2 separate regions of the Mus musculus genome follow, and region 1 is linked to region 2. The links are chromatin loops, found by intact Hi-C in ENCODE. Cell type or tissue: left cerebral cortex. All regions are shown on one strand. Links, peaks and the distances in the headings refer to the core of each region. The heading gives the core; the rest is flanking DNA. Region 1 overlaps Dthd1 (death domain containing 1). Region 2 overlaps 0610040J01Rik (RIKEN cDNA 0610040J01 gene).

Region 1 (16,010 bases), core at 4,982-12,981, 990 kb after region 2:
CTCTGTGCTGAACGAGGGACTTTTCTAGTGAGTACAATATCAATTTCTAATAAAGAAAAGGTATGTAAAATTAAATAGCAAAATGGCTTTGGATGAAAGAAAAAGTATTAACTCATGTTAGGAACTTATTCTGATCAATAAGAACACAAGTGAAGAATAAAGAAGGAGGAAGGAGCCAGGTGAGAAAGTTCTTCTAAGTTCAATAGGATGCTGACAGGGACTTTTATCTTCAACAAAGCCCAAGTCAGGCCCACTTTTGTATTGAACACAGGAGTTAGAGAGGTTACTCTATGTCCCCCTGAAATCCTCTAACCAAATGAAAGGTTTCAAACATTTTCCCATCACAAGTACATGAAATACTTCCTGCCCTTGGAACTACAACATTGCCAAATAAGATAAAACACACTTATCACTAATTAATTGTTCACTTGTGTGTATTCTGATCCAGAAATAAATTATAAATATTATCCTTTGTAGACAAAGGATACATAAGCACACACCCAGACCCCAGGATCTATGAATTTGCTTACTGGTCTTACTGTCTCCTAAATTCAATTAGTGCAAGTATATGAAATAATTCCTTAGTCACCTAAGTTCATGAAACCATGGAGGTGGATTCTCTGAGGAGGTGACATAAAGGATCCAGAAGTATACAGAGAGTCAGATACAATCCCTAAAGGCCTGAGACTGAAGTATGGAGATAGAATGAAATAGATATACATGGAAAATGCATATAACCAATGGATCTCTTGCAAAGGATGAAGGGACAAAAGACTGAATACAAATAGACAAGACCAAATGAAATCTGAAATGAAATCTTAGGAAATGGTTGGGAGCTGGAAAATCCATGAAGGATAAAGATGTAAAATATGTGTTGACTGACTAGAGGCTTGAAGGGAAGAGTATGTTCTAGAATAGATAAGTGACTATGCAATTGCAGCAGGCCAACACTGCACAGAGTTTTGTTTGAGGACAGAAGGAACTATTGGTTCATCTTCCCCTTATCCAGAGTTTTCTCCTTCTAAAGTGGAATACTGAATTTCACTTCATTCATCAAAACCTAACTTGCTACCTGCGATGGCGATTCTTGGTTGTCACCATGACTGGTGACATCTGGGATTAGCTAAAACCCCAGAACAGAGGGCATACATCTGATGGACTTTTTCATAATTTAAAGCAGGAAGATCCACTTTTAAATCTGGATTTTTTTTGAGGTAGGAAGATTTGCCTTTAATCCAGATCCATTAAGCTGGAAAAAGACACACCTTTAGTCCAGATTGTTTTATCAGGGGAAACAAACACACCTCTAACCTAGACTACACCTTCTGATGGAAGCCCATATAGGATACATGGAAGAGAAGCTATTGTTCTTTGCCTGCTTGCTCTCACTTTGCTAGCAAGTTCCTTCCTTCACTGGTATTAAAGACTTCTTCTTCAGGATTCTAGTATCTTACTGAAGACCAGCTGAGACATCCAGCCTGTGGACTAAACAACTGCTAAATGCCTGGACTTCTTGTTCATAGGCAGTGATTGTTAGGTTAGCCAGACCACGATCAGCTTTTAAGTCATCTTACTAAACCCACTTTATTACATATCTATATTCCCTTTGTTAAAAACTATATTCATTCTATATGTTCCATTAATCTAGAGATCCTTGACTAATTATGGTTTTCTTATTTCACTAACTTTTCTTATTTCAAAAAAAAATTTTAAAAAAGAGTTTTACAGAGACGTTTTGTATGAATTATTATTTCATTGTCACTTTAATCCAGCAACATGGCTGCTCTGGCAAGGGATCACATCCAAAAAACTTCTCTGTCTCAGATATCCTCCTGGAAAGTGAACTTGCCACAGGCATTTAATCCCTCTGGTTGGAATACAGATATACCTTTAGTGTACATCTACACTACATCACCCAACAGTGAGGTCTAATTGAGGAGTTGACAAAGTGACAAATCAACCATTTGACAGAATGAGTCAGAAAGAGAATAAGTCAAATTCTTTCAAGAGCAGACAAAAAAGAGAGGTTGCTTAAGAGCACTACAAGGCGAGAGAGGAGTGGAGTTGAATGGCTTGAATTTGACGGCATTCAGGTTAATGCAGTTGAGTTCAGTTAGGTTACTTCAGTCAGTCTGTGCCGTTAGTAAAGTCAGAGCAGTTATTTCAGGTCCTGAAGTTCAGAGGTAGCTTTTCCAAGCAGAACAATTCGGTTAGAAGCTGAAAGACGACAATTTGAATCAGTCATCTTGGAAAGGAGTTTGAGCCAAAACAAATGAATTGAACCAGCCTGTCAGAATCCAGAAAGAGCTAGGAAGAATAAGTTATTCAGCAGTAAGTCTTGGAGGCTGGTACATTCTAGGACTAGGTTAGCAGATGGAAGCTGGAAGCTGAAGCCTTCAAGGTCCAGCTTGCAAAAGATTACATTGAATGGAGCCTAGAATCTTCCATGCCTGAGTCTAGGCATAGTTAGGTAGAAATGCTCTGCGCTCAGCCTAACCCATCGATTCATAAAGTTTGGGTGTAGCTCTTATCCATTCCTCTGAGGAAAGTAAACAAATATTTACACATGGGTTCCATTCTTATGTGGTTTAATTAAAAACATTTGTATTTATCTACTTTCTTAAAAAAAAACCCTTTATCTTTTATTTGCAGGTGTTATAAAATATAGCTAAATTTAAATCTTGGGGCCAGCTTTTCTAGAGAGGCCAAATGATCTAAATCGATAATCTCACAGAGGGAGTGCTCCATATCAAACACCTAGAGGGTTCACAATTCTATTTAATGTCTCAATTTGTCTCAGCATTCTGAACTCTCACTGGTGTAGTTAAGCAATCTCAACTTAAAACATTCTAGAATTATTTAGCCTGCACCTCCAAAATCTTGCAAGTTTTTCTTCATAAAAGTAACTGTAAAAATGCTGGGATTAGGTTTTAAAAAGCAATGACTCTACTCCTCAGTATTCAGTTTCTGTATGGTTTCTCTGGTTGCTGTGGGAAAACAGCCAACAGAACAATTTAAGGGAAAAATATTTATTTTAGTATGAGATTTCAAAGGGTTAATCCGTATGACTTAGTTCCTCTGATTTTGACAAAATATAATGGCAGTAAAAATATGTGATAGAGAACAACTATTTACTTGTTACTCAAACAGAAAGCAGAGAAAAACAAGATAGGGATAGCATCCCTAAGTACCCTTTTAGCATGACCTAGTTCTAATAGCACAGTACCATCTCAGTTTTAGAACCTCACAAAATAGTACCTATGTTTGGGGACTAAACTTCTTGGCATGAGTGTATAGAGAGCATCACATATTCAAACCATGATGTGGTTTTCTAATGCCACCACTCTCCTTTCATTAGGAAAAACATATCATTTGGGCATCAGAATCAGGCAGCCATCAGTAAAACATTTGAATTGGCCCTAAATGATCCTCAGTTTCTTTCCTAGCTCTATAAAGATTTACTCAGAGCTGGTAAAGATCACCGCATTGATCTCCTAGATAATAACTATGGTCACAGGAAAAGTCTCTAGGACAATTTGTTTTATATTTTTAATTAATTGCTTTATTTCTTTACATTCCAATTTTGCCCTCTCTTCCAGTCTCCCCTCACAAATTTCTTCAACCTGCCCCCTCTCACCTATACCATGAGAGGGTACTCCTTCCTGCCCTACTTTTTATAATCAATATTGAGAATTGTAGGGTGTCTCAAATTACCCTTTTGTCAAAAGTTTAAATTGATGAAGTGTATTTTATTTTCATATATGAGCCAAGACTGACATAGTGTAATAGTATAATTCCTTAGAATTCTACTACTCAGACACACCATATTATGTTTATTCATCAGCGACTCTAGACATTTTTTTCTAAGATTACTTCTCAGTTTAATTTTTGATGGCCTTGTCAGGTAACAGATGTCAAAGAGTTTCTTAATGTAATTCACACAATGCCTCCTAATTGGGATTTGATTAATGTTTTCTCATTACTAGGCAGAGTTCTGGAGTTTACAAGGAAAATACCAAATAATCCCTTTCATAACATTATATCATTGTGCACTTGACCAAGATGGAGTATTTCTTCTATAATTAGTGTTTATTTTTCTCCTAAACAGCACGTTTTTGGTAGACTGTTGCTAAGTGGTGTTATGTTTTCATTCTCCTTCCCTGTTAGATTCAGTGTGGCCAGTATGTGCTGAGCTAGCCTCAGCTTGACTTCTTCTTGCCTTGGTCCCTCCAAGTCCACTGGGAAGTCAGTGAATGTTATTCTTCATCTGCATTACTGCATTACATGACTTGTGTATGACTTCTTTCTATAGTCTCCATCATTGCTGAAATTCTCCATGTTTCTACCCACAACATCCAACTTTTCCTACAAAGCTTTACCACATCACCAAGCAAACGCTCTCTGCTGCTTCCAGTTTCCTGATCATACACAAGTGAAGCTTTGTATATTACTTTCCTAGGTCTGTAAACTTCTTCTCCTCAGACAAATACCTTGGTTCCTGCTATGTGATGCTAACTAACTGGTAGTGATAGACAGAGGTAAGGTTCCTAAAGTGACTTGACAATGATGTACCATGGGACTTCTGTGATTTCTGCCTTATTTGTGTACTGATATCAATTTTTTTCTTTAAAATTTTGGCCTTAGCTCTTGCTACAAACTTGCTTCTCAGCTCTATGTCCAAACTGTGACATTTTATGCATAGCATTTAGTATGGCCTGTATCTTTTCCCTTATAAATAACTATTTTTCTTTAAGTTCAGCCTAGTTTGTGACCTAAAGTATATATTAGATTCAAGAAGATTTATAATTTTCTTCTGGCTATTCCAATGTAAGCAATACTTTTTTCCAACTTTTTATCCCTAAGCAGAAACCAAAACTTCCAGTTAATATTTAAGGGGATGCATAATAATGATTTAATAAACCTCCTTTTCCACATAGTATCCCTAAGTTTATTATGAGAATTCTAAATACTGGCCTTACTGGGGGAATTGAACTTGATTTTTCCCCCAGTAAGTTCAGTATACAGAATGTTACTCCAACACTCTGAACTTTATCTACAAAAGGGAGATATTATACTCCCTTATTTTCTCAAGACTCTCCATCATTTTCTTAAGTAAGAGTTCATAATTATGTTAGGAAAGGATGTATTTTCACAGGCTTTTAACTGTATGCCTCTACTTTATATAATGTATTGTTGAAATTAAAACCCAGAGAAACCAATTTTTCTGGGAGCAAATTGGGGCTTGATCAATCATACAAAATGCTCTTACTTGGGAAATGGTGTTGGAAGCCCTGCAGAGTGCCTGGGCTTCACTGGATGAAGAGTACATTAATTCAACAATTTATCAAGTCTCTTGGCAAAGTATAGAATCAGCTGCTAACTGGGATAACACAGATTGAAAACACACGCTTTCTCTAAATAGCACCCATCAAATTAGATTCCCAAAATTATTAATAGGAAGTGGAATTTTTATTTCACAGGAAATTGTTTCTGCCTGTATTAACTGGTTATCTTTTCTAAAGAATATTTTAATTAAAATAGAATTGCATCACTTTTTACCCTCCCTCCAAGCTATCCTTACTCTAACAAAACATGCCTCCCAATTTTGAAGTTGATAGCCTCTTTCTCCGGTTATTATTGTTTTACACACACACACGTATATATACGTATACATACATACACATATATTGCATAAGCTCAGCCTGCTCAATCTATTTTTGTTGCTTGAGGGTGTTTGTTTCCAAGTCTGACCCCTCTCTACTAGATAACCAATAAGGAGGTTTATCCCTGGAAAAAGCTACTTCTTCTTCTAACAGTTATTAGTTGCCTATAGGCCTTTGTCTATGGTTGGGATACCATGAAGTTTTTCACTTTAATGTTAGTATGTCCATTGATACTGGTCTTTTTTCCAATCTTTTTATGCAGCTATTTCTAGGTTGAAATGTTTCATAATGGACTTCTTGGTATTCTGGCTCTTACAATCTTTATGCTCTCTCTTCTTCAGTGTTCCCTGAGTCATAGAGGGAGCTTTTAGGTAAATTAATCTATTGGTGCTTAGTTCCTAGTGGTCCATTGATTTCTGTGTTACATCCAATTGTTTTCTATGATCGTTCCCACTTGCTGTACAGAAAAGCTTTTTGGATGAGGGGTGGTAGCTCCTCTTATCCATGAGTCTAATGATAAGATTTAGAATGTTAGGAATTCGGTCTAGCAAACTCACAGTACTAGATTTCTACTCTTGGCCCATGAACTCACTAGCTCTGGGAAGCTGACTAAGTTTCCAGTACAAGGTCTTATTTCCAGCCTGTTAATGGACCTGTTGAGATCAACCACGATGACCAAGGTGAGCATTAGGTTCCATGATGGCAGAATAAAGGCATGGCGAAAAAACAGAAAGCTGTTGCCCAAACATGTGTCTTGGTGGTGAGATGGCTGGTGTCTAACTGATGTTTTAGTTGTCATTTCCCGGAAGTTACATTTAGACTTAGGACATACAGCATCTTCTGACTGGGTAAAGGAGACAGTTCCTCTACTGAAATCTCCATGCTCCTACTTTCTTTCACTTCACCCACTGAAAAAAAAACAAAATAAAGGTAACAAGTCATGGCTGTTAGCATTGCCTTCTTTTAGAGTCAGCTCTGCCATATAGCATTAATGAAGCCCAGTATACTCTTAGAGTAGAAATTACATATCATTGATGACAAGAAATTGAGAAGTTCTGGACATAATTTTAGAAATCTGCCTACCACAGAATTTTATGGAATATAGAGAAAGCAAGCTTTGGAATTAAGGACAGAAGTTTAAAAATAGAATTTTGCAATTTGACTTAAAATATCAGTTTGATGAATATTTATTTATGTAACTATCAATGAGCTAGTAAATGGCTGAAGAGCAAGGGAACAAGCAAATGAAAAATAGCTGACCATTTGCAAACCTATTTTGTCATGGAGAAAGATAAATAATAACACCAAATTGAAAGCTATCTAAGAGAATGAAATAAGATTATATACTAAAAGCCTATGACATGTAACTGGCACTCAATTAATTGATACTTACTACTAATATTTTATAATAGAAATACATGGGCATAGAACCCCAGCTGCAAACTGTTTCTAGCCGTGAGAAAAATTTGACTCTGTGTATGTTCCATTTATCTGTCTTTCTTCTAAAGCCTATGTGCTTACTCCTCTTTTCAAAACTTCTCAAAAATCTCAAAGCCTTAGCAGCGAATGTACAGTTTTGTCCCTTGTGTTTCATACATGCATACAACTAATTCCATTTGGGTAATGACAGGCTAGTGTTTCTACAAAATTTCTTGCATATTTCTTATATATTTTACCTGTGTCATCCACCCTCCAACACAGAGGCCAGGGAAACATCTCTTACAGACATAATGTTGTTGTCAAATCAGGAAGAAAAGGAATTGGCAAGAACCATTCTCACTCAAATATGACCTTGTATGTTGTGGTGCACTTTGAAACCCTATTAAAGCAAGGCATCAATCGACAGGAATGTGTTACCATCCCACAGCAAGGAACAGCAAACACGCTGACACACACAGCATAGTCCAGCAGTCCTTAGCCATCTACTTGTACTTGTGCTATTCGGGTTTGCCTTCTTTACGGGTGCATCAGCCATCCTAATGTTGGTTTACAGTTGTGAGATGCACTGTGGAAAAAAAAAAAAACCTCTAGTACTCAGCTCTGGGTAGAATTTATCTCAGGAAATATGAACTCACAACTGAAAACAATATGCTAAAAAAAATCACACAATCAATTAAAAATAACTGTACACTCTGAAATACATTTTAATGCATAGATGTTAGGCAGTTTTACTTGTTGCCAAACCATAATAACAGAATATGGTTCAAAATATTTCAAAATTAGAAATTAATTCCTGACTCCTAAGAGTCAAATCGGTTAGTAAACAATTACTGGAAACAGATTGGAATTCAGAGTATACCATGAATTTTGCTTATATTTACTCTTCTTTGAAAATTTGAAAAAGCTACATATTGCTCCAATAATGAATACTACATTACATTTTCATTTAAATCACTTTGCTTAAAGAAACACTGGATTTATTATAACCTTAAAGCCCGGTACAGCAATTTTGGCATGTTTTGTTTTGTAATTTCACAATGAGTGTTAGAGTTTTGAGACTATTATTAGATGTGAATTTAGCTAGCAATAATTACACTCACATGCTTTGACTATATGTCACATTCCTTCCTATATTCTAATATGTTATTGTTTAAAGTAAAATGTGTTTCAGTGTGTAAAGGGATATTTTTGTAGTCTTGAGTTTATCCTTGTGTGGGACATGGGTTCCCCCTTGTGGTTATATGGACTCACTTGCATTCACTGCTTATAAAGGAAAGCATCTGGCTGTGGTAGCAACAGTGAAGCAAGGCCTGTTCATGGTGGTCCGCAGGATCTGTACAAATGACCCCAAATGAATCGAAGCATCCGTGTAAAATTAATGTGTTGTATTTTAAATCTTTTAGTGTGCACAAAAACATTGGAGCACACTTTTATTGAATGTATAGTTGAAAATGAAAATATAGAAATGTCAGTCCCCGTTAGCTATTCAATAAGCATTTCCTGAGAAGGCAGAGGGTGAAGAGTTCTTCTTCAGCTTCACTCCCTTATCTCAGCCCTGGGCTCCACAGTGCTCCGCCTTGGGAACAGATATATCTTCTCAAATGACCTCTCTAAAGGAAAAAGCCTTTGTCGTCAGCACACACAGAGCTTTCTCTGTTTAGTTTCTTCCCTCCTATTCCTCTTGGCCCAGCGCTAAGCACAAATATCAAAAATTGAAAGAGTGTTCTGGGCACGAAATAGAATACAGTGGACAATGCCCTTCAACTTGTATGGGCATAAACATGACCTGAGGAACTTGACAATTATACATAGTCCAAAAGTGGTTTAGAGAAGCAAAGTTTAATTTGTGTAACTGAAATACACCCACTCTACATTCCTCTGAATCTATTTGATCAGAAAAGAAATCTATGAACTCTATGACTGTGCTTCCGAGGGCCCACTCCAAGCCAAATCAAGCAAGATTTACCAGAATCTGCCCCCAGATAACTGCTGTTTTAATACACAGCTAGTCTGAAAACTACTGTATTGAATACAGGGGCATCATAAAGGTAGAACAAATGGGGAAGGACCACAGGAGCACACGTGGAATACAACAAAATCAGGTTTACTGATTCATTTGAATTAAGGAGGATATATCTAAGAGATGGTCTGTGTCTTGTTATACAAAATAAAGGAGTTATTTTAGCACACAGGAGAAGGTTTATTATTTCAATAAACACAAAACAGAGCCACATGTGCAGAGGTCAGCATCAGGTCTGCCTTGCAAAGTGCATCCTTAAATGTAAGGTGGGTGTACATCCCTATATCTAGAGATCTTTTATCTGGACAAAGACAGACACCTCAGCTGTAAATAGAGAATGCTTTTTTGTGTGAAAATTGTTTCAACCTTCCAGGCAAGAAAGAGATTTCTTTCTGACTGATTTCAAGTGGCAAAGTTTTCTTTTATTGGATGATTTGGAGAACAAAGTTTCTCAGTGTGTAAGGAAGCAGCAGTCACCTGCCCTGCAGGAGACACTTTACAGCTGTGATGTGTGGGGCTGGGTTGATTCCTGTGAAATTTGTGGCCAGCTTTGCCTGTGCCTTGCTTAATGGTGGAGCCAACTTTAGAATCTGAGCTCTTTTTTTTTCTCTTTGCATACAGGACATTTGCCTCACAAGGTTGTCTTGAGGAGAGAGAGAGGACAAATGAGTCCAGATGGCCTGACAGTATGTTCGCGTTATTTTTTCATTCATTAATTTGATAAAGAAGCCTTGAATGCCTACTATATGCCATTTTCCTTTACAAAGCTCTGGGACTGGACTGATGAATGAAAACCAAGGAATTGTGTGCAAGAATCCTCCAAGGTGACTGGGAAAAAATACACATCAACAGACAGTAGTGATTATGTACAGACAAGTTGATAGGTTGATATTTATCTTATCCTTGGAATGCAGGAAATGGAAAAACATTGTCAAATTTATAAGCTCTAAAAGACTGGTGGGGAATTAGGGAAGCAGCCCAGGGTAGAAGAAGCCCAGGGTAGAAGAGAAAGGACTCTGAAAAACAGAATCGTCTATGGTCTTATCTGTTATTCTGTTTGTTTTGGATTTTTGAGGCAGGGTCTTCCTGTGTTGCTCAGGCTGGACTTGAACTGGTCACCCTGGTGTCCCAGCTTCCAGATTACTAGTATCCAACCCAGGTGCTACCCTGACCAGCTGAACCTCTAAGTATCAAATCAAGTTGCATTTTTTTTCCTTCTCATATGAGTAACCAAGAAGGAAATATTTACAGTTGAGCATGCAGTCAAGGAGCCTAAGTTCTGTGTAATAGGAATATGTCGGTGAGCAAGAAACAAGAGCCTGACCTTTATGAGTGTGTGCACAGAAGAGGGTGCTGACTCCCAAGATGCCAGCAAGGGTAACAAGCAAGTAGACTACTTAATACATTAGATGATAAGCTGGGGAGGACTGGAAGAGGTTGTGAGTCAGGGATCAAAGGACTGACATGTCATCTCTGCAAAAGTGCACAGCCTGCTGTGGCTTTCTGAGAAGTTAGATTACAGAAGGAATGCATGGCTAAGCAACTGGGAATCCCCCAGCCTACATGAATCCGTACATTGACCTTATGCTCTATTTCCTTCTTGCCCCATACTGTTGCCCTTTTAACTTTAAGGAGGATGACTCTAGCCATTAATAAGCATCTCACTCCATCGAACAGTTCCTGTCCCCTCACTGAGAAAGAGGAATATCTAAATATTTAGATTCCCATCTCTCTATTCACTCTCCACATCAAGCCAAAGATTGATTCAAGTGACTCATTCTTACCACATTTACCTTCTCAACCACCTATCCCTCTGCTTGTGAGCAGAACACTGTGGAGAGCTGTTTAAATGCGTGGATTTCATAAGCCAGTTCAGGTTAGATTCTTTTAAAACAATATTGCACTTAAAATATCATAACAACCTTCTAAGAAGAACTAGTTTAGAAAAACAGATCTTTCCCACAGAAGTTAACTCCTCTGAAGACTGAATTATGATGTTCTCAAGGCATACATTGCTTTTTAAATAAAGCCTTTTCTATTTTTCTCTGAAATACTTTGGAATTTTATACTCCAGACACACCCATTTAATCAGGTGACACTGATTAAGCACCGTAGATTTTGGTAGTTTGAATAATAAATGTTAATTTTATTTGATTTGTAAAACAATGTGCTTAATAAAGAGCAGGATAAAATTGATAATAGGCTTTTTCACTTGTGAAGTTGGTGATTAATGTAAATGATAGATCATCCTTAATCCTGTTTGGTATCAAACAATCAGCAAGTCTAAATTAACATATATATACTAAAGAATATGCAAAGAATTTTCACAATAATAGTGTATATGACTGTCTGAAAGGAGAACTTATTTCTGTGTCAGTCTACAATAGACTATTATGAGTAATGTTGTGGTGGTGCACACCTTTAATCTCAGCACTTCGGAGGCAGAGGCAGGAGGATTTCTGTGAGTTAAAGAGCAGTCTTATCTACAGAGTAAGGTCTAGGACAGACAGAGCTACACAAAGAAATACTGGCTAGAAAAAAACAAGAAAAAAAAAGAACACATGTGTAATTTTATTTTTTCCCATAATGAATTATTGAGCAATAATGCAAATGAACAAATTATGGCCATACACAGCAACATTAGTGCATTTCAACAAAACAAAGCAAACATCAGAGAATACATGTTATATTTTCCAACTCAAACATTTTTTATAATTAATTATGATATGATAGGAACTTTCATGTGAAGCACTTAAAGACATTGAAAATGCACATAACTAAGACATTCTTTTTTAAAACTATAAATTACATATAAATACATCACTTCCCTTCTGGTAAAATAGGTTTCTTGAGTGTGAGGTGAGGGCATAGAGATGAATTGGCTGGGATTTCAATAAGAAACAGATGGGGTGATAAATTAGCAATAATCAAAGGATGCTTGTCTTAATAGAAGGAACTCATGGGAAGCAAAGGAATAGTGCAGCTTCTCCTGAAAGGATGCTGGTGTAAGCTCCAGTACTGAGGAAAGGAGAAAAACCAGTTACCAAACCCCAGTAGGAAAGCCCTGCTGGCAGGAGTTTAGATGAGGGCTAGAGCTTTAGAATCATGGCCCTAGGAAGGAAAAGTATGGTGTGATGCAATTCACTTCTCTCCTGCCTTCCAGTCACTTGTTAGGTCTTGCCATTAAGCAAATCCAACTGGAAACCAGAGGTACTACTAATGTGATCGATGCAAGTCAATGCATCAGACAAAATGCAGTTACATGAGGCTGGGGTATGGCTGCTGGGAATTCTGGAGCAGGTTCCTAACAGGGGAAAAAAAAATACCTCACATTAGGCCAATTTCCCCATATTATCTAAAGAAGAGGTAGTACTGAAAGATGCTGTTTTTTTTTTTCATTTTTATATGCCTCTTTATTGTTTTAATATTGCAATAATATGAGAAATGTTTTAATAATTGGAAAACTATCTCAACGTGTATGAAGGGATATATGTATGTATTTCCCTTTCAGAGTATGAGTTTAAATATAAATGAGAGAAAAAATTGTAGGGCAAGAGTAGTTTTGTTGTTTTGTTTTGTTTTGTTTTTATTCTTTAATCTTTATTTACTATCCAGACTTCATCCCCCACCTGGTGGTCTGGCCCTGACCACTCCCCAGTCTGTACCTCCTGCTCCCTGTCTCCAAGAGGTCTCCATCCCACCAGGTCGCCCCATCCCCAGGGGCCTCAAATCTCTCAAGAGTTAGGTTCATCTTTTCTCACTGAGGCCAGACCCAGCAGTCCTCTGCTGTAAGTATGTCAGGAGCCTCAGATCCGCTGGTGTATGCTGCCTGGTTGGTGGCTCCGTGTCTGAGAGATCTCTAGGGTCCAGGCCTTTGTAATAGGAAGAGAGTGTGAAAACATAAGTGTGCAGGTAAAGGTGTGTGTGTGTGTGTGTGTGTGTGTGTGTGTGTGTGTGTGTGTGTGTGTGTGTGTGTATGTATGTTTGAGGGTGTATATGTTAAATGTGAGCCTGAGATATGGGAGTAGATTACATATGACAGGATTTGAATGTGAGTCTATGTGTAAAAGTATAAGTAGATGTGAGACTATGCCCATGTGTATACATGTGGTTATGTATATAAAAATGTGTTTTAGTAGGTGAAAGTGATGTGTTGCTGACAGTATTCAGATGCACATGAGATACACAGATGGGGGTAGAATGAGAAGTAAATGGTATGTTAAGAGCATGATTGTGAGAGGTGTGAAAGGGAGATGTGTGCATATGAATAATATGTGTGTGCTTGTGTGTGTGTGAGTGTGTGGATGGTAAGTGTGAGCATGTTTGTATATGTGTGTGTGATGTTTATGTGTGCACATGAGTATGTGGAATGTATGCATGTGTGTTTGCATGTATGTGTGTGGTGTATATGTGTATGCATGTTTGTGTGTGTGGTTTGTGTGGGCATGAGTTTGTGATGTATGTGTGTGTGTGTGCATGTTTGTGTATGCTTGTGTGTGATGTATGTGTCTGTGTTGCATGTGTGTGTGCAGATACTGGGGAAATGTATAGGATTAGGGAGATGAGCAAGTGAGGCCATGTCTATTAGTAGGCTTGTGCATATTTGGATGGGGGTTGTTGGACCATATATATGTGTGTACAAACATAAATCCGTGCAAATAGAAATGAAATGTTTTTCTTGGATGAGAGATGGACACCAGAAAGTACCAACTAATATCTGAAATTGTGATCTCTAGTGGCAGAATAAAAGAAGCATGAAATCTCTTTGCAGTCAGAAAAGCAATAGATATTTTATTTTGTTCTATTCATTCTAAGAACACAAAATACTTATTGTTCTTTTTGGGTGTTGTGCAAAATAAAAATCTTACTTAATAAGTTTTTTCTTAACTAATAAAATATAAGGCAGCAAATTGTGACTATCTTGGAGAAACCCTTACCATGTTGTGTGGGTAGCTTTCCTTCTTTGCATTTCTCTTCTGTCTTAATCTTCATGCTGATACCAACTCTCAAGTATCTTTAATCAAGCCTCTATTTAACGGTGACTAGTCATGAAATTCTTCCCTATTTTGAAGCCATGGACTTAAGTTTGACCTATGTCCAGGTCCCTAATACAGGGAACATCTCGGGCTGGGAAGGACGACAGAAGTGTTATACATCCCTTCCTTGCCCCCACCCTGAAGCTTATGCAATAAGATTTCTCTTAACTAAGAAAAAAACCCCAGCTAGGAAAGAGGCCTTGGATTACTTTATACAACTTCATTTTTTCTGTATTGCTTCATTTCCTTAATAATAAATATTAAAAGTCATCAATTCCAGTGTCCTCTTGACAGTAACTGGCTGAAGTATGTTTATACTTCTAATTTATTCTAAGGGTTTCAGTTTTCTAAAATTGACTTGTTATTGCCTTTCATGGCTTCCTTTACTTCACATTGTCACATGTGGGCATCTGGCATCTATGTGCCTAGAATTGGTTGCCTGGAACCACACCAAAGGGGGAAAAAAAAAAAACTAGATTAATTTTGTATAACTGTTTAAAAGTCATTCTCTATATTGTATCTTCACTTTGCATTTATAAAGCAATTTTAGCTATGCAAATGTAAACTGAGCAAATTGAATTGCAAATGCCATGAAACTTAGCTGAACCCATGATGCTATTGGCCCCATACCAGTCACCAGTCCTTATTTATGTTGCTAACACCCAGGGGTGTCTTCAGTTGTCTGATTAAGCTTCTGTTGGTGATTGGTTCTAATGCTTTGGATTAATCCAGCCCCCCAGCCCTCCCCCCAAACTGGGATTCTGCATGTCCAAAAGCTGAAGTCCCTTGATCCCAATTGGTTTTTGATTGATCAATAAAGAGCCAACGGCCAATGGTTGGGCAGATAGACTAAGGCAGGACTTTGGATTTGCATGGGCAAGGAACTGGAGAAAGCAGTGGAGAATTGCTAGGACTGGGAGGAAGATGGATCAGATTTAGAAACGAAGAAGGAAAATCACTCAAAATATAGGTGAGAAGGAATACCCAGAAGCACCTTGGACAGCAAAGACCAGGGAACTAAGACAAGAAAGGAGCCAAGACAACAAAGATAAAATATAGAATTAGAGGGCATTAAGTCAGGATTACAGGAGGGAAATGTTTGCTAGCTGCAGGGAAGATTAGAACTGCCCAAACTTTGAGCTAGTCAAGACATTTAAAATTAACTGGTGTGTGTGTGTGTGTGTGTGTGTGTGTGTGTGTGTGTTTCATTCGCGAATCCAAAGGGCTGACATCACAACCCTTTGGAAGCCAAAGCAATGTAGCTAAACTTGCGCTACAAGCTTCTCTTTTGTTTCCATTGATTTCCCAGTAGCAAGTCTATCAAACAGACTCACTTCAAACAAATATCTTACTCAATAACTGGGAAACGATGCCACTGAATCTTTAAAATCCATGAGCCCTTTTTTTTAGGGTAAAGGAAGTGTGAGCCGACCTTTATTCAGTAGCCACATCAAACCAAGATTGCGGTTCTGTGAACACCTTGTGTTCCCATTTGAATTTGAGCTCTTCTGTGAGATCACCGCGGCCCATTTTGCGGAGATGGCGCGCCAGGAGACGAATTTTGTCAGTGGAAGTCGGGAGTGATCTTTTCCAGAAGCAAAGGAGTTCGTGGATCTGCTCTGTTGGATCATCGGGATGCTTAAGTTTGATGAGCTGGACTGTGCTGCGGCGCAGTGGGAGGGATGCAGCGAGGACCTCAGCACCTTCTTCAGCGAGTTCCTCAGCCAGCCAGTGGAGCAAGTTATCCCAAAGGGCCACTGTCAGGGCATACATCAGATTAGGTAGTTTCAGTAAAGTCAGGATTCTTGCTTAGGCACGTGCTGATCTAACTCTCACTAGCTCACTTAAAAT
Region 2 (16,010 bases), core at 4,641-12,640:
TTGGGTTTTCTCTATCACTTCCCTTTCAACAAAATCTTCTTTCCATGTTAAGCAGGTCACCCTGGCCTGCTGAATTCTTAACTGAATTTCAAATGCCAATACAGGAGGACCTCGAAGTAGTTTTCTGCTTATGTACAAAGCCTTTCAGAAGACAAATGAACACGAGGACCTTTAGCCTAGTGCCTTTGTTTGTAAAGTTCATTTGGAGGAGAGATGATTTGCTTATAGCTGCCTATGTCTCTCCTTCTCTCCCTCCTTCCTTCCTTCTTTCAATCATAGACTCCCCAGGATGATATTTTATACACCTCAGCCAATAAGGAAAATGGATGCAGCTGCTATGAACTACAGGTTGGTTGGTTGGTTGGTTGGTTAGTTGGTTGATTGGTTGGTTGATTGCTTAGTTGTTTGAAAGATTGGTTGGTTATTTGGTTGGTTATTTGGTTGATTGGTTGGTTGGTTGGTTGGTTAGTGGGTTGATTGGTTGGTTGGTTGGTTGGTTAGTGGGTTGATTGGTTATTTGGTTATTTGGTTGGTTGATTGGTTGGTTGGATGGTTACAGGGGATTTGATTTACTATATAGTGATAAAATAAAATCCCAAGCAGTAAGTAGAAAAGTTGTTTCCTAAAAGATGTGAGCACATGAATCCACAGAATCTGTGAATGGCCAAAGTAAGCCATCAAACAAATATGCAGGTGATCAAGTTAAGAAACTTAATATGGGAGATTCTGAAATCCAGTTACATTTGTGCCCCTAGGCCAAAGGTAGAAGGAGATTTGGTCCCAGACATAAAGGGGAGACCATGTGACTATAGATGTGGAAGCTGGAGTGAGTAGGGGGCGGGGGACAGGGATTGCCAGGGGACAGGAACCACATTGATTCCTGGTAACTCGCCAGGAAGCAGGCCCTTTAGTGTTCTTTAGTGCAACCCACTGTCCAATTCTAGGAGCTCTGAGTCCTTGTCTGGAAACTCCAAGTTTGTAGCAGTGTTTCCAGCAGCACAGGAAGTGGCTACAACACCCTTTGCCCCAAGCACCAAATCGCTGGGACAGAGAACTTGTCGACCCACTTGGACACACAGCCGTCTCTCTGCCTCTTCCCTTTTGACTATCTTTCATTTGTCTCCCTTGCAGCTGCTACTAATGGAGGACATCATGTCACAGATTTGTTTCTGATCCATCTTCAGGATGGAGTCAGCTCTCCGAGCCTTCTTTGTATTTTAAAAAGATGCACATCTTAATACCCGGAAAACATGCAGCAGAGTTGCCATGACACAGGCATTTAGCAACAGCAAGAAGTTGCTGGTTCTACAATAAGGACCAAATGGTACAAGTCTGTCAATCAAGATATCAACTGCAAAACATATACAGACCCAAGTACAACAAACAGCACTGCAGAGAAAGAAGGAATGGGAGGCTTAAATAGCATTACGTGTGTCCACCCACCTACATACACACAGGCATAAGTGCACACACACACACATACATATGTACACACACACACACACACACACACACACACACACACACACACACATACACACACACTCAGTAGCTTCTAGGATTACACACCTAGATCCAGCTCCCCTTTCTGCTTCCCTTTCTGCTCGTAATGCAGATCAAGTGGAGAAATCATTTCGATTAAGAAGTGCTATGCTCATTCTTTTACCCCCTCCAGCCCCTCTTTTCCTCCCCTCTTTCCTTTCCCATTTCAGCACTGACTCTGAAATCCTGACCTGCAATAAACAACTTTGTTTACTTTGGAACCTTGTTTAAATAGCTGAGGCACCATGAAATATTATCAGTGAGCAGGTAGGCCGGCTTTGGGCAGATGGTCCTATAACTGAGGCACTGTTAAATGTTATCAGTGAGTCGCTAGGTCAGCTTTGGGAGCTCTAGTTTAGCAGCTGAAATGGAGGGAGAAAGAAGCCAAGGCAGGCAGGAGGGGCAGTTGGTCAACAACTTCCATGATACCTCCCAGTGCCCTAGAGGCTGCTGGGGTCCTGGGGTACTCATGACCTGGTGCAGTTTGAAACCTTCTGCTGGGCTCAGACCACAGAGCCAATTGCTTAGAAATCCAAGAGTGGTTGGGATGCAACCTTCCTCTTCTGAAACCACAGGCTTCCCAAGGCAGGCAGCAGATAGACAGAGGCTGGGCATGGAATCCAAGGCCTTCCTTTGCTTAAGTGTTTCTTGAGGTTCTCCTCTTCTCTGCCAGGGAAAGACAGGATCCACACTGCTCTCCCAAACCCTTCCATTGGGGCTCTGTGAGTAGCCTTTCCCTCTTTAGGGTCAGCTTCCTGTCTTTCTCCAGCACCAACTCCCTTAGGGTTCACTTCCTGGCACTTCCTGGCTTTCCTTCAGGCCCAGTCCCATGCCAGAGAGCCATGCTTTCTGAGTCTGGTACCAACCTGAACGGTGGGACATTCTTCCTGGTTCAGGTCCTCCTGCCCTTCTTTTCCCACTCTGTGATTTCCTGTCCTGATGGCATTCCTTTCTCAAATGGCTGGCTTGAATGTTCAAGGTTGTGTGACCGCTTCCCACCCCCCAGCCCCCGCAGGTGAAAAGGGGAGGGGTCAATGTGCTCAGCACCACCGCCACCCCACGCCTGCCCACATCCATAGTTGCAATTAGTCTCCCTCATGCACATATCAGATCAAGTTCGATCCATTCCCCATGCCTTCATCAATATCCCATCCATATCTTCTGTGGAGCAAGCAAAAGGGAAACATCTGTCCTCTGGCATGATACACAGAAGTAGAAAAACGCCAGCCCTTGAAGGAGCAGGCTGTCTGCCTTCCCCCTGCTTGTCTTTTAGAAGCAGCTGCCTAACTTACAGTGGGAGCCCTTGATGGCTAAGGGGACTCAAAATGTGCTTTGTCTTTGGAGCGATATACATGGCAACAGGGAAGCAAAGGGGACATCTTCTGCAGCCAGGGTTTGGTTTACACAAGGGAAAAGCAAATACCATTAGCGTGGTTGAGTCTAACCACTGCTGGCGCCACCTGCTCCTGCACTCCCACATGCTGCTTGATTCTGCCCCGGTTTCGTGTTGAAGTTAAACAGCCCTGTGTTTGAAGACGGCCATGGCCACATTAGTTAGTGGTAAAGTCTCCTGGCAGGAAAAGCCTGTTTTACAATGGGGATGTGGAGGTGGGGGTGTAGGGAGAATGTTGGAGTTTTAAAATAGAGAAATTGACAGCATTCACCATGGTACCCAGGGGTTAGAGCTGGTGTCAAGAGTAATCGCTTGGAGCCAGCTTATAGGGGTTTTATTGGCCAAGTCCAGTGCTATCAGACCATCAAAGTAACAGAACTAGTGAGAATTTTGGCTCACGGAGGAAAAGGCGAGTGACAAGACACATTAAGAGGAGCATGGAAGGGAAAGGGGCAGCTCTGTCACTATATAGGAAACCAGCCAACCAATATACACAAGAGTACAGGACCTAGAAAGATCACCATTTGCTACCACTCATAGTAATGATAATGGATCCGGGTAAGACTCATTGATGGAGGCTGGGGGAACAAGATGGGACAGATGCTGGGGCACAAGGCTGTAGAGCACATTCGCGAGTCACAGTACTCATGAGCTTAGAGCAGCTGTGGTTGACTGCAGGGGGTCTACACAAGTCGGAGGCCCCAAACAGCCCTAGATGGGGCCCTGTCCTTAGGCTGAGCCTCCTCTCAGAGGGAAGCCCCTCCTACTTTTGTGTCAGTCATCTACCTCATTGTACGGTGTGCAAATACACAGAACACTTCACCCTCACTAGTCAAAGGTAGGAACATGGGTGAGTGACAGGCAGGGGATAAAGGGGCTGGGTCCTTGTATGGTTTTGTTTTGTTTTGAAAGTCTTGCTATGTAATCCACTCTAGTCTGGAACTTGCTATCCTCTTTCCTCCACCTCCAGAATAGTGGGACTGTGTGCACCACCTTAGGATATTGGATTGGATAAGGCATTCCAATTGAGTGTCTTCTCATTTCCCTGTTCAGATTGCATGTGCTCACCACCCAGTGGTCCCAAATCGCAAGACAAGTCATGAGCAGAGGGAGAGGAAAAGACCTGGTTCTCTTCCTTCAGCCTGGAAAACAGCCTCTTTCCTCCCTTTGGTACACTTCCAATCATTGAGGACATGCCTCTTCAAGGGTCCCGTGGCATGAGATGTTAAAGTCACTCCCATGAAATAATCTGAGTTTTAAAAAGGCTACTGGGATATTTACAAGAGGGTGTAGTGAAACGAAACACATTTTAAACACTGTTTTGGGAAACTTGCTAATATTCAGAAAAGAGAATCTGTTTTTTAAATCTGATTTCCCAGAACCTGGCCGGAGGGCAAAGTGACCGAACATTTAGGGCACCACTACTGGATGCTGAGCTCCTGGCTCAAGAGGAATGAATGCAAAGTGTGACCATTTGACATCAGCAGGGGCAACCTTCTGTCTACAGAAGACATCAGAGAAGAGGGCCCAACCAGAGAGCATGCTGACTCCAAAGATGACGAGGAATTAGAAGACAAGCTGGGGACTACGAAATCTCATGTGCATGACTTTTTTTCCTACCTAAAGGCATTAAGCTTCTGCTATTTTTGAGATGCTGAAAGGTTATACAACAACTTCTATCACACCCTTAAATACTCCACTTTACACCTTCTCGATAGGCAATGTGCCTTAGATATGAATAAGCATTGCCAAGCACTGGGCTGGATGGGACAGAAGTATGTATATAGAGACATACATACAGTTTTTTTCCATTGTGGTGGCTCAATAGAAATGCCCCCCACAGACTCATGTGTATGAATGCTTGGCACATAGGAAAGGGCACTATTAGGGAGTGCTCCCTTGTTGGAGGAAGTATGTCACTGTGGGGCGAGCTTTGAGGTCTTATATGCTCAAGTTATGCCCAGTGTGGTATACAGTCTCCATCTACTGCTTGCAGATCAAGATGTAGAACTCTCAGCTCCTTCTCTAGCACCACGTCTGCCTGCTTGCTGCCATGTTTCCTTCCATGATGATAATGGACTAAACTTCTGAAATTATAAGTCCCAACTGAAATGTTTTCCTTTATAAGAGTTGCCATGGTCATGGTGTCTCTTCACAATGAAAACCCTAATTAAGACATCCCCAAAGGAGGTTCCCTGGACAAAGGTTTGGGGGAGTAGCAATTAAAGATGAACACATTCAGAATTATAACAAAGGATGGTTTATCTTAGTAAACCCAGTATTTCCCTAAAACATGAGATCACATAACTTATCTTCATAGTAGATTAGCAAGTGATAGAACCCATGCTGTGAGATGCTTTTGAAAAACTGTAATGGAGAGGAAATCCCTTATCATTGGGAGTCTTATGCATCAATGCTATAATGTGAGGTCTCAAGACACTTAGCCAGGTGTAATTCATGCCTGGGTGTCAGAAGTTGGGGTCCTAGCCACAACTCTATGTCCAGCATCACAGATGCAAAAGGGCAGCCTCTTCTCTCGAGTCCTTGTCTACACCAGAAATCTATGCCATCAAAGCTCTCTTCCAGATCTCACCGTCTAGATGCAACAGTGGGAAAGGAGAACTGCCCTACACTACCATCCGCCCCTGGCTTGCTTTGGCTTACATGTCACCTCCTTGAAGCTGAAGAGAAGTCCTGATGGCATCTATTCTATCCTGCACTGGGAAACTCGCTCAAGCTTGCAAAAGTGCTCACAAGCTCATGAAGAAACTACTGAGGTCCACTGGGTCCCAAATCATGGTCCTGATCCAGTGGAGAAAAGTTTTGCTCCAGTGTTCTCTCCTCCATATCCTGCTCTCCATCTCACTCCCTAAAACTCTGGTACTTTGCTTGGCTCAGGTTTCTACAACCAGGGCCACAGAACATGAAGATAAGGACAGAGGTACAACAAGCAGAAGAAGAGAGAGAGTCTCAGATTAAGGAAACCATTCTGGGGAGGTCATCTGATGGCCCCTCTTCTCCTTGTGGTGGGCCTTGGGGAGGGTTCTGAGTACTGGGGAACCCATAGCTAGTGCAGACATTGGGGCCTTCTGGAATACCTGGACTAGGAAACAGAAGCCAGTGTCATCACCTCTTCAGGAGTCACAGCTGGCTTTTCATGGGCACTTCTCAGTGAAAGGCTTCCCTGGGTCTGTTGGAGCTGCATCACTCACAAGACTGCCTCCATGGCCTTGGCGCAGCTGGCCTTGATAGGGATGTCCACATGAGAGGGTGTCTAAAGCACACTGCCATGCTTCCACTTTCAGAACTCAAGAGAAACAAGCCCTGATGCCTAACTTTACTGCCCTGGACTTCCTGGGACCCTTTGCTATGCCTGTTGCATGTGGGGACACATTCTTTTCAAATACCATGATAATACCACTATGCGTCTCTTGCTGTGGTCCTTACCCTACTAAATGACAGTCATTTTGACAGATCTTAAAACCATTTCCCTTGGTCTTCTGTTCGAAATATGACACCCCTTCTGATTTAGTAATTAGTCTATATCTTTAAGACAGATGCTTGACTGGGCCTGGGGAAAGGTTCATGACTGAGAGCCCTTACTGTTCTTGCAGAAAGCCTAAATTCAGCTCTAAGCACCCATGATGGGCAGCTGACAACTGCCTACTGTAACTCCAACTTCACACAGTCTCTGGGTTCTGTGGGCACATTTTTACACAGACATAAGGAAAAATAAGGAAAAATAAGCCATTGGCAGACTCAACACCGGGCAGCATCTTTACTTGTGCAGTGTTCACCAAGCCTCTTATATGTACCAGGCACTGTGCTACATACAATGGAATTATGAGTGTCCCCGAGAAAGCTTATAGCTCCTCAGGCTCTATCTTTCTCTCCCTTCCTCTTCCCTACGCTGTGCGGGGGGAGGGGGGGTGGTGTATTAGTCAGGGTTCTCTCAAGTCACAGAACTTATAGAATGTCTCTACATATTAAGGGAAATTATTGTAATGACTTACAGGCTGCAGTCCAAGTAACCCAACAATGGGCAGCTGTGAATGGGAAGTCCAAGAGTCTAGTAGTCGCTCAGTCCCTCAGGGCTGGGTGTACTGGTCTTCTGTACAAGCTGGGATCCTGAAGAATTAGGTTCCAACAGATATGCTGGCAAGTAAGTGCATACAAGCGAAGAAGAGTGAGCCTTCCTTCTTCCATTGTCCTTATGTAGGCCTCCATCAGGTGTGGCCCAGATTAAAGGTGTGTACCACCACACCTGGTTTTGAAATTTGCTGTCCTAGACTGGCCTTGAATTCAGAGGTCTGCTTGCCTTAGTCTCCTGGGATTAAAGGTGTGTACTACCTTGCCTGGGCCTAAGCTTTTCATGACCACCATGCCTAAGAGAGAGGTAAGTATGAAGGGTGGGATTGGGTAAAAACAAAAAAAAAAATAAAAAAAAACCCATGGAGTGCTATGAAATTTCAATAAACACAGAGAAGACTCATCCCACCACACTAGTAGTTTAATCAATGAACAGTTTAGGTCAGAGACAATTCGTACTAGCATTTCCTCCACTTAGAAGCCTTGCCACTCCCAGCAACTTTACCCCTGAGTGTCACTTGTCTAATCAGGGAGAGTGATAGTTCTTACTTATCAGGGTTGCTATGAAAGTTCAATGAGATGAAACATGTAGACCATTTCGCATCATGCCTGAGTAACTACCGTCGGTACTTATTCAAACACCGCAAAGGATGAAAAGGAGATTTCAGGAGGTTGAGAGAGGTTGCTGTTCTTCCAGAGGACCTGAGTTTGGTTCCTACCAACCTGCCTGGTAGCTCACAGCTACCTGTAACTCTAGCTTGGGGGATCTGATGCCCTCTTCTGGCCTCTGCAGGTACCTACATCTACGTACACATGCCAAGACACATACATGCAATTAAAAATAAAACAAAATGTAATAAACACTGCAGTTGACATGTGAGTGTTTACTATCTGTCTGGTGCTGGTTCAGGGACTTTCTTGTTTTAATCCTTTTCTACTTTACAATAAGCCTTTCAAGTGGCAACAAATGCTATAAAAGTTGGTGAGATAGTGTAGCTATTACCAGTAAAGTGGTTATTGCTTTAGTCATAACGACTTCCTGCTATCTATTTTGCAACGTTGTGGCCTTCCTACACCTTCTCCCCAGATTATGTTCAGTGGCTTTTGCAAACTGTAATTTGCTTTTCTCTTGACTTGAATTTCCCAGCTGTTATTTCATCTACCTACCACCAGGTGGCAGTATAGAGTGGTTATTAATAGTTTAGTTTCAAGAGAAGCACACAGAAGAAATCAGGAAAGCACAAGAATCTGGTGCAAGTCCTGCAGGTGCTAGCCATGGTGAGTAAGGCTGGCCAGCAAGGAACGCTAGCCCGGGCGCATCTGTTGTGTTAGCTCTAGTGGCCATGCTACAATAGCTCTTTGCAGCTCCTACCAGGCGAGGGTTTATTTCTTCCTGTGTGGAGACCTCGGTGGGGGTGGAAAAACCCTTTACGACTCTACATGGGTCCCCATTTCACACAAAACTGTTCACGAAACCCTGAAGTGTGAGAGTCTGGGTTTTTCTCTGCTGTCTCCTTCTGTGGCTGAGGCTGAGGGAATGAGGAGTTTCTGCAGTGTGGAGGGTTCGAGGCCCTCTGGGGCTCTGCATCTCCATCAGTCCGGATTTATAAGCAGGTTCTTGGCAGACACAGCAGCAGAGGGCACTGGGTTGTATTGATTCACCTGAGTCTGAGTGGGGCCCAAGGCCTGGCATTTCTTACCAGCTCCTTGGTGATACTGTCTGGGGCATACCGCTTGGTGATAACTGCCCAACTGCTTCAATGAAACAGACAGTCTTAGTTCCCTGGGTTGCTTTGTCTCTGGTTGGGTCAGGCCAGCTTTATTTATTCAGGTCAGTATCTTCAGGACACTGTAGCATGGTGAGTCCCTAGCAAACAATGAGACATGGTCCTGAATCCTTATAGTGACTGATGATATGATTCAAATCAAGATGCCAGCATGGTGACTTGGATGAAAACTATGTCATCACCATCGAAGTCCCAACACAAAGGCAGGCAGTTTATAAGCATCATAAGACTTCAATTTTTTTTGTTCATTTTTAAAAAAAGTGTTTCATAGCACTGTCTTTTAGCCCTCCTTTCTTTCTTTTACTTTGACATGGTCTTACTCTGTAGCCCAGGCTGTCCTTGAACTTGCATTCCTCCTTCGTCTGTCTTCCAAGTAGTGAGGTTACAGATTTGCTTTAGCATGTCTGTCTACACCTGTAACTCCCCCTTTCCTTCCTTTCTTTCCTCCTTTTTGCTCCTTCTTTCTTTCCTCCCTCTTTCCCTCCATCCCTCCCTTCCTTTCCTTTTGGGAGAAGGTGGAGAGGGCAGGGTCTCATGTGTTCTAGGCTGGCCTCAGCCTCACAGTCCAGCCGAGGATGACCTCGTACCTCTGATCCTGACTTCATTTCCAGAGTGCTGGATCACAGGCATATGTCAGCATACCTATCTTAACGTTGTGCTCAGGATCAAACTCAGTGCTTTGTGGATGCCAGACTGTTACGTCCCCAGTTCATTTTCTGATTTACATGTGGCCCATTTCTCCAGGCTGTGGCATGTAATAGGAAAGCAATGAGAAAATTCAAGTGCCTAAAATATGGAAGTCATTTAAAGAACATACTCTGTCATGTTTGGTTTGCTCTTGGATTCATTCCCTTCCTTCACCCAGCTATTTTTTTCAGGGAACTCTATCCCTGCAGCAATCTTGCCCCGAGATTCCACCCAAGGCAGTGCTGGCCTGGACCAGAGTGCAAAGAGCAGAGACATCAGGAATCCATCTCTTTCTCTCTGTACCTCAGACAGACTCCTATCCATTCCGGGAGCCACTCTGCTCCCTGCAGCTTTTGATGGCCAACAGAAGCCCTTCATGACTGCCTACAGCTCTCATTGTAGATAGGGTCTTAGCACATGTTTTGTTGCGAAAGCCTAATCCCATGGACTGTGTAATTTATAAACTAAAGGAATTACTTTTCAGAATTTGGAGTCTAAGATCTAATGGTTACGTCTGGCAGGGGCCTTCTTGCTCCATCAGCACACGGATGAAGGTTTTACATGGTGCTCTTTAGAGAGAAAATAGGGATGGGACACAGACGAGTGTCCTTAAGAAGGTGAGTGTGGGCAGGAGAACAGGAGAGGACATTCCTTCTTCTCAGCAATCCACTCCTTCATATCACTCCACTAGCCCTAACAGCACCTTCCTACCACCCACAACCTTTAGCACTATCAGTAAAGTTCAACACAATTCGGACACAACTGGGTCAAGTATTCAAATCACAGCAGGTGGAAACATCTACCTGCTCTGACAGTCCATGTCACTGCATTGTCTCATTTGGCTCTCAGCTTCTCCCATATCTGGATAACCCAATGACCACAAAGCGCATACGACTTCCTCGGTTTGAAGGGAGTGATTCCTGTTCCCTTCAGGACCTTGCCTATTATGTATTGTTGTCAAAGGAAGATTGGCTACATGACTACATAACAGTCACTTGACAGTCGCTGGTCTTGGATTCTTCTGAAAGAAGCAGCGTTATGTAATGCACATGGCGTGCTTGCTGTGTGCCTGTGTAGGGCAGGTCACAGAGGTGGCACTGAGGGTGGTCATAGAGGACTTTAGTCTTGTACTTATCTCCACCGAGTTCTCTTTCCTTTTCCAGCCTGCTTGCCCTGCTATGTCACTTCAGGGCAGGTTCCCTTTTTTCCTTCCAATCTCCTATGTCCCCCTTTAGGAGATACCCTAAATCTCCCCCACCCCCAGAAAAAGTGTAAGGGACATAGGACCTTCATACTAGGTTCAATGGTCTTATGGAATCCCCACTATGACCCCTCACATCTGCTGAGATGTGGACACCTCTCTGCTATTAGGCCCTACAATGGCTATTCCTGGTTGTCAACTTGACTACATCTGGAATGAACTACAATCCAGAAATGAAGGGCACACCTGTGATCCAGATCTTGAGACTGGAAAACAGGTTTCTGACCTGGATCTTGACATGGGGATTTTGAGGCATAGTGGCTATGAAAAGCTTAGGCCCAGGCAAGGTAGTACATACCGTTAATCCCAGGAGACGGAGGCAAGGAGAGCTCTGAGTTCAAGGCCAGCCTGAGACAAAGCAAGTTCCGATCCAGGTGTGGTGGTACACAACCTTTAATCTGGGCCATACCTGCTGGAGCCTACATAAGGACATTGGAAGAAGGGAGAGTCACTATTCTTGGACTGTTTGCCCTTACTTGTTGCTGGAGTCTACTTCTACAGAAGACCATCTGAAACACCCAGCCTCATGGGACTCAGCAACTACTACATTCTTGGACTTCCCAATCTTGTTCATTGTTGGGTTAGTTGGTCTACAGACTGTAAATCATTACAATAAATTCCCTTAACATAGAGAGATATTCCATAAGTTCTGTGACTCTAGAGAACTCTGACTAATACAGATCCCATTATTAGTGAGGCTGGTTTTTACTATGCCCAGGAAGGCCTCTGTGGGGCTTCAACTCAATTCCTTAAGAAAAATATCTACAACTCTTAGAGTATGTGATACAAATTTCCCCCTGGACTTGATGGAAAGCTGTCCCTTAGTATCTATGGGGAATGGTTGGTTCTCAAACCCCTACATGCTCCAGTCCTTTCCATAAAATATAGTATTTACATATAATTACACACACACATATATACACATATATATGTAGTATTTGCATATAATACACACATACTCTCCCATATTCTTTAGGCAGTGGCCGTGCCTCTAGCATTTTCAAACACCTCTAGATGATTTATAATGCCTAGAGCAATGTGAGTGCTATGTAGAGTTATTATTCTGTATTGTTAAGGGAAGAGTGAACAAGTTTCCAGACACTGCAGATGCAACCATCAAAGGCGTAACAAGACAGCATGTGCCAATGGTCTTGTAACAGCTTTTCCTAAATATTTTCCATCATCAGTGGGTGGCAGAATCTATAGACGCAGAACCCACAGACAAAGGGCCAAGTGTGTTTGTTGAGGAAGTCACATAGATAGCTCTGAAGAAAGTGGCAGAGCTCAGCTAGCGAGCTCAGCTAATCACATAGCCTTGTATACCATCATGGCCTTTCATCAATGATATTAGATGATTCCTGGAATTCCTGCTTCTTAGGTAGAACCCTATTGCTTAGAATAACTACATGGCATTCAAACTATGTTTAGAGAGAATTCGTGAGCTATAGTGATGGATGTGGGATCCACCAGCTTTGGGTGGGTCCAGGCCACGACCTCCTAGATGACATTTCATCTTTTGGACTATAGACTCATATACCTTGAAGAGCTTTCACAGAATAGTTTTGAGATAATTTTTAAAATCTGAAGGACGACCCCTCTGCCTTCATATGTATAGTTCAAATAGGATTCTTTGTCACGTGTAAAAATTTTTATTTATTTATGTTTTTAGAGACATGGTCCCACTATGTAGCCAAGACTAGCCTTGAACTCGGGATGTTCCTGTTTCTGGCTCCCAAGTGCTAGTTTATAAGCAATTGCCACATGCCTGGCTTCTGGTTTAAGCCATAAAGCAAGCTCAACATGACCCATCTTTAGCTTTGTCTGACCCATCAGAGAACTTGCCATGCCCTTTACTTGTTAAGATCAATTTGACTTCTCAGGCTCTATCACCAGAAGGTCTGGTCACAGTTCACATAAAATCTACATAGGGAGCTATGATAAAACAAATAGATGTGGCCATTGTCTCTGGGTCTTTGGGTCCAGACACAGAGCTTCTAAAGCTTATGCAATTTCCCAAGTCCCAGTGGCCTCTTGATTTGGAAGGAACCCTGCTGACTACTCTTGGGTTTATGCTACTATGAGGTGACTTAAGTGGGGTCCCCTGGATAGCCTCAGAATGTGACCATCACCACAGACACCAAGTGAGGTTTTGATTGGTTCAATATCATCCACTAAACTCTGTCTCTGTCTTTCTCTCTCTGTGTATGTATGTATGTGTGTATGTATGTGTGTATGTGTGTATGTATGTATGTGTGTATGTATGTGTGTATGTGTGTATGTATGTGTGTATGTGTGTATGTATGTATGTGTGTATGTATGTGTGTATGTATGTATGTGTGTTCTTGAGAACACATGCACATGCATGTTCACACTGTATGTTGGGTGATGATAAATATTGGAAATTAAACAGAGATCGAACTCTGCAAATCCCATAGGCACTAGGGGTTGCCCAAAACTGTATAAATGCCCCTGTGCAGTATAAATGCTCCTGTGAGCTGGGAGGGTGGTGTTCCTCAACTCCATGGGGCTTAAGGTTCTGCTCCTGTGGCCTTAACTTTGTTCAGCATCCTCTGGCTGCTCATCCAATTCTTCAAACTATACTTTGTAACAAACCTGTAAACGTACATAACCCAGTAATTTCTCTCAGTTCTGCAACATTGCCCTGCCTTTAAACTTTGATTTATGGCTGCTTGGCCACATGTTCAGGGTCCAGGTTTGTAACCAGCATATGAAATGGGGGCAGTCTTGTGGCTTTGGCCCCTCCACCTGTGGCATCTGGTGCTACCTGCGGGCAGCTGAAGCAGGGAGTTGGTTGGATTGTGTTCACCCAGCTGGTGTGCAGAGCTGGATGGAGGGCTACTCCGTGTGCAAACACTACGCAATGACCTCAGCAGTGCGGTGCGCTGGGAGAGATGGGTTGTTTCTTAGTGGGGCTTAGAAGAGGAGGATGGCCTCTTAAAGTGATGCATAGAAGATGGTCTGCCATTAGAGACCGGGCAGTGGGCTTGGGAGTGGGTTGTTAGAAGCTGGGTGGCCTAAAGTTCATCACAAATCCTCCCTCAATCTCAGCTTTGCCAACATCAAAGTGGGAGGAAGAAAGAGTAATATCCGACCTCATAGGGCTGTTGTGAGTATGGCTCCATACAAACACATGATAAGCCTGGTGGGGTGGTTTGAATAAGAATGCCCCCCCCATAGATTCAAATATTTAAATGCATGCTTATTAAGAAGTGTTGCTACTTGAGAGGGATTAGGAGGGGTCGCTTTGTAGTAGGTGTGGCCTTGTTGTTGGAAAGGGGGACACTTAGCTTTGGGGTTTCGAAAGCTCAAGCCAGGCCTATTGTCTCACTCTTCCTGATACCCACGGATGAAGATGTAGAACTCTCTGCTACCTCTCCAGCACCATGTCTGCCTGCATGCCTCCATGCTTCACAACATAATGACAATGGATTGAACCTCTGAAACTGTAAGCCAGCCCCAATTTAATAGTTTCTTTTATAAGAGTTTTCATAGTCATGGTGTCTTTTCACAACAATAGGACACTGACTAAGACACCTGGCAAAGTGAGCTTGGCGGGTGAGTTCTTGATATATGCTAGCTCTTGCCATGTTTGTTGTGAGGACATCCTTGAGAGCTGGGGGTGCTTAGACACGGAGGAGAAACAGGTGATGCTCCCACTACATCCATCCAAATACCACAGGGGAATTGGGGTATATCTCCAACATAGGGTCTGTCTCATTTTGATAATCAACTTTATCTGAGAGATAACAGGAACCATGGAGGCGTCCCGAAGCACGTGGGAAAAGTCAGCTCCTGTAAACAATGCGGATGTCTTAGAGGAAGCCCCATAAAGAGAAGCTTAGGGAATAGTCTTACAGGTTACAAAGATACAATGATAGATACATGGCCATTGCTTGGGATGAAAGAAGGGTCATCTCCAGAGTCCTGTAGTGACTAATGTGAACCAAAGTGTCCCTGAAAAGAGCTTGCGGAAGCCCTCATCCGCTGTGATTGCACTGGGAGATCCGACTTCTAGAGTTCAACGAGGTCTTAAGGAGAGTGCTCTAATCTGATAGGACTGGAGGCCTTTCTGAGGATCAGGGGGAGTGGGGAGAGAGAAAGTGAGCACCCATCCATCATGAGCAGCTGTGTGAGGTCAGGCTGAGGCTGCCAGCCATAGCCTGACCTCTGCACCTCCATCGGAAGCTGGGGAAGAACACATTTCAGATGTTTAAGCTGCCCACTTGATGACATTTCGTTCTGTCAGCCGGAGATTATTAATACAGTACTCAAGCCAAAAAGAGTCATCCGGATGAGACATTCCACCCACCCCTTTAATTTTATAAATGTGTTTATGGACTCCAAGATGGGAGCATGGTAAAAGGTCAAGAAAAGAACTGTACTTCTAGGATGTCCCTGTGTGTTCAGTGTTTCTAAATTATAGTAAAAATCATTTTTCAATGGAAAATAATGAACGTGGTTCTGGGGCCTGAGCGTCTTCCAGATGGAAGATCCTCTTATCAATGACAAAGGCACAGGGGGAGGCCTCTGTTGCATGTTGAAAGATCCACAGCCCATCCATGCAATACTGTATTTCCCAAGCACCTGAGTCCTAAACTTGACATCAGGGATCTAAGGAGATTTATAGTTCAGCAAGGGAGAAAAGTGTAAAAATAGATGACCAGCTAGGAGGATCAATCTATGAGTTTGAGGCTAACCTGGGCTACATAGTAAGTATATGTAAGTAACTTACATAGGCTAACCTGGAGTGAGGCCCTGTCTTTCACAAACAAGAATAAGAACAAAACAAAACAAAACAAAAATACCAAATGAAAACAAACAAAAAATCAACACCCGCCCCCAAACTGAAAAACCATAAAAAACTTTAGATGACCAATCATGCTCTGGAAGCACTAGGATGAAATAGGCAAAGAACTCCTTAGATACCTCAGGAAGATTCCGAAGGCTGCTTTCCGTGGAGATCTGGCAGCAAGCAGTACCGGCGAATTGTTAGAGCACATCCCATGGGGAATGCAGTAGAAATGCAACAATCCAATCCTTCCCTCCTCCCATCTCCTCTTCCCTGCCTCCCTCCCTGTCTCCTTTCCTCTAATCCTTTGCAACAGTCTTGTTATATATTCCTCACTCCAGTCCTCCTGCCTCAGCCACTCAAGTGCCAGGATTACAAACGTGCCACTCGGCACGTTGCTCACTTGTAAGATGCATTCTTTCCTACCATGGCCATTTCTTA

Evidence for each region. A loop is a pair of places that touch in the nucleus more often than their neighbours do. Peaks named below come from ENCODE experiments on the same cell type or tissue, not always from the same donor. Only the 100,000 strongest peaks of a DNase experiment are listed, where the experiment ranks them.
Region 1: it touches region 2 in a loop (7-fold over the local background); 12 of 42 quality-filtered maps call a loop at or near these places.

What each region holds. Positions count from the first base shown.
Region 1 is chr5:62,887,866-62,903,875 of GRCm38, reverse strand. Dthd1 (death domain containing 1) reads right to left here. Exons shown (of 10, transcript NM_001170705.2): 10 at 15,558-15,916. The coding sequence ends at 15,594. Among named protein-coding and RNA genes, the nearest start is that of Dthd1, 84 kb to the right of the region's middle. In left cerebral cortex, for the core only: a CTCF peak has its summit at 8,336 (motif pointing left); a DNase peak (open chromatin) is centred at 8,341.
Region 2 is chr5:63,879,125-63,895,134 of GRCm38, reverse strand. All of the region lies in intron 2 of 0610040J01Rik (RIKEN cDNA 0610040J01 gene), which reads right to left. It also overlaps a transcript of Rell1 not described here. Among named protein-coding and RNA genes, the nearest start is that of 0610040J01Rik, 75 kb to the right of the region's middle. In left cerebral cortex, for the core only: CTCF peaks have their summits at 7,983 and 8,183 (motif pointing right); a DNase peak (open chromatin) is centred at 8,283.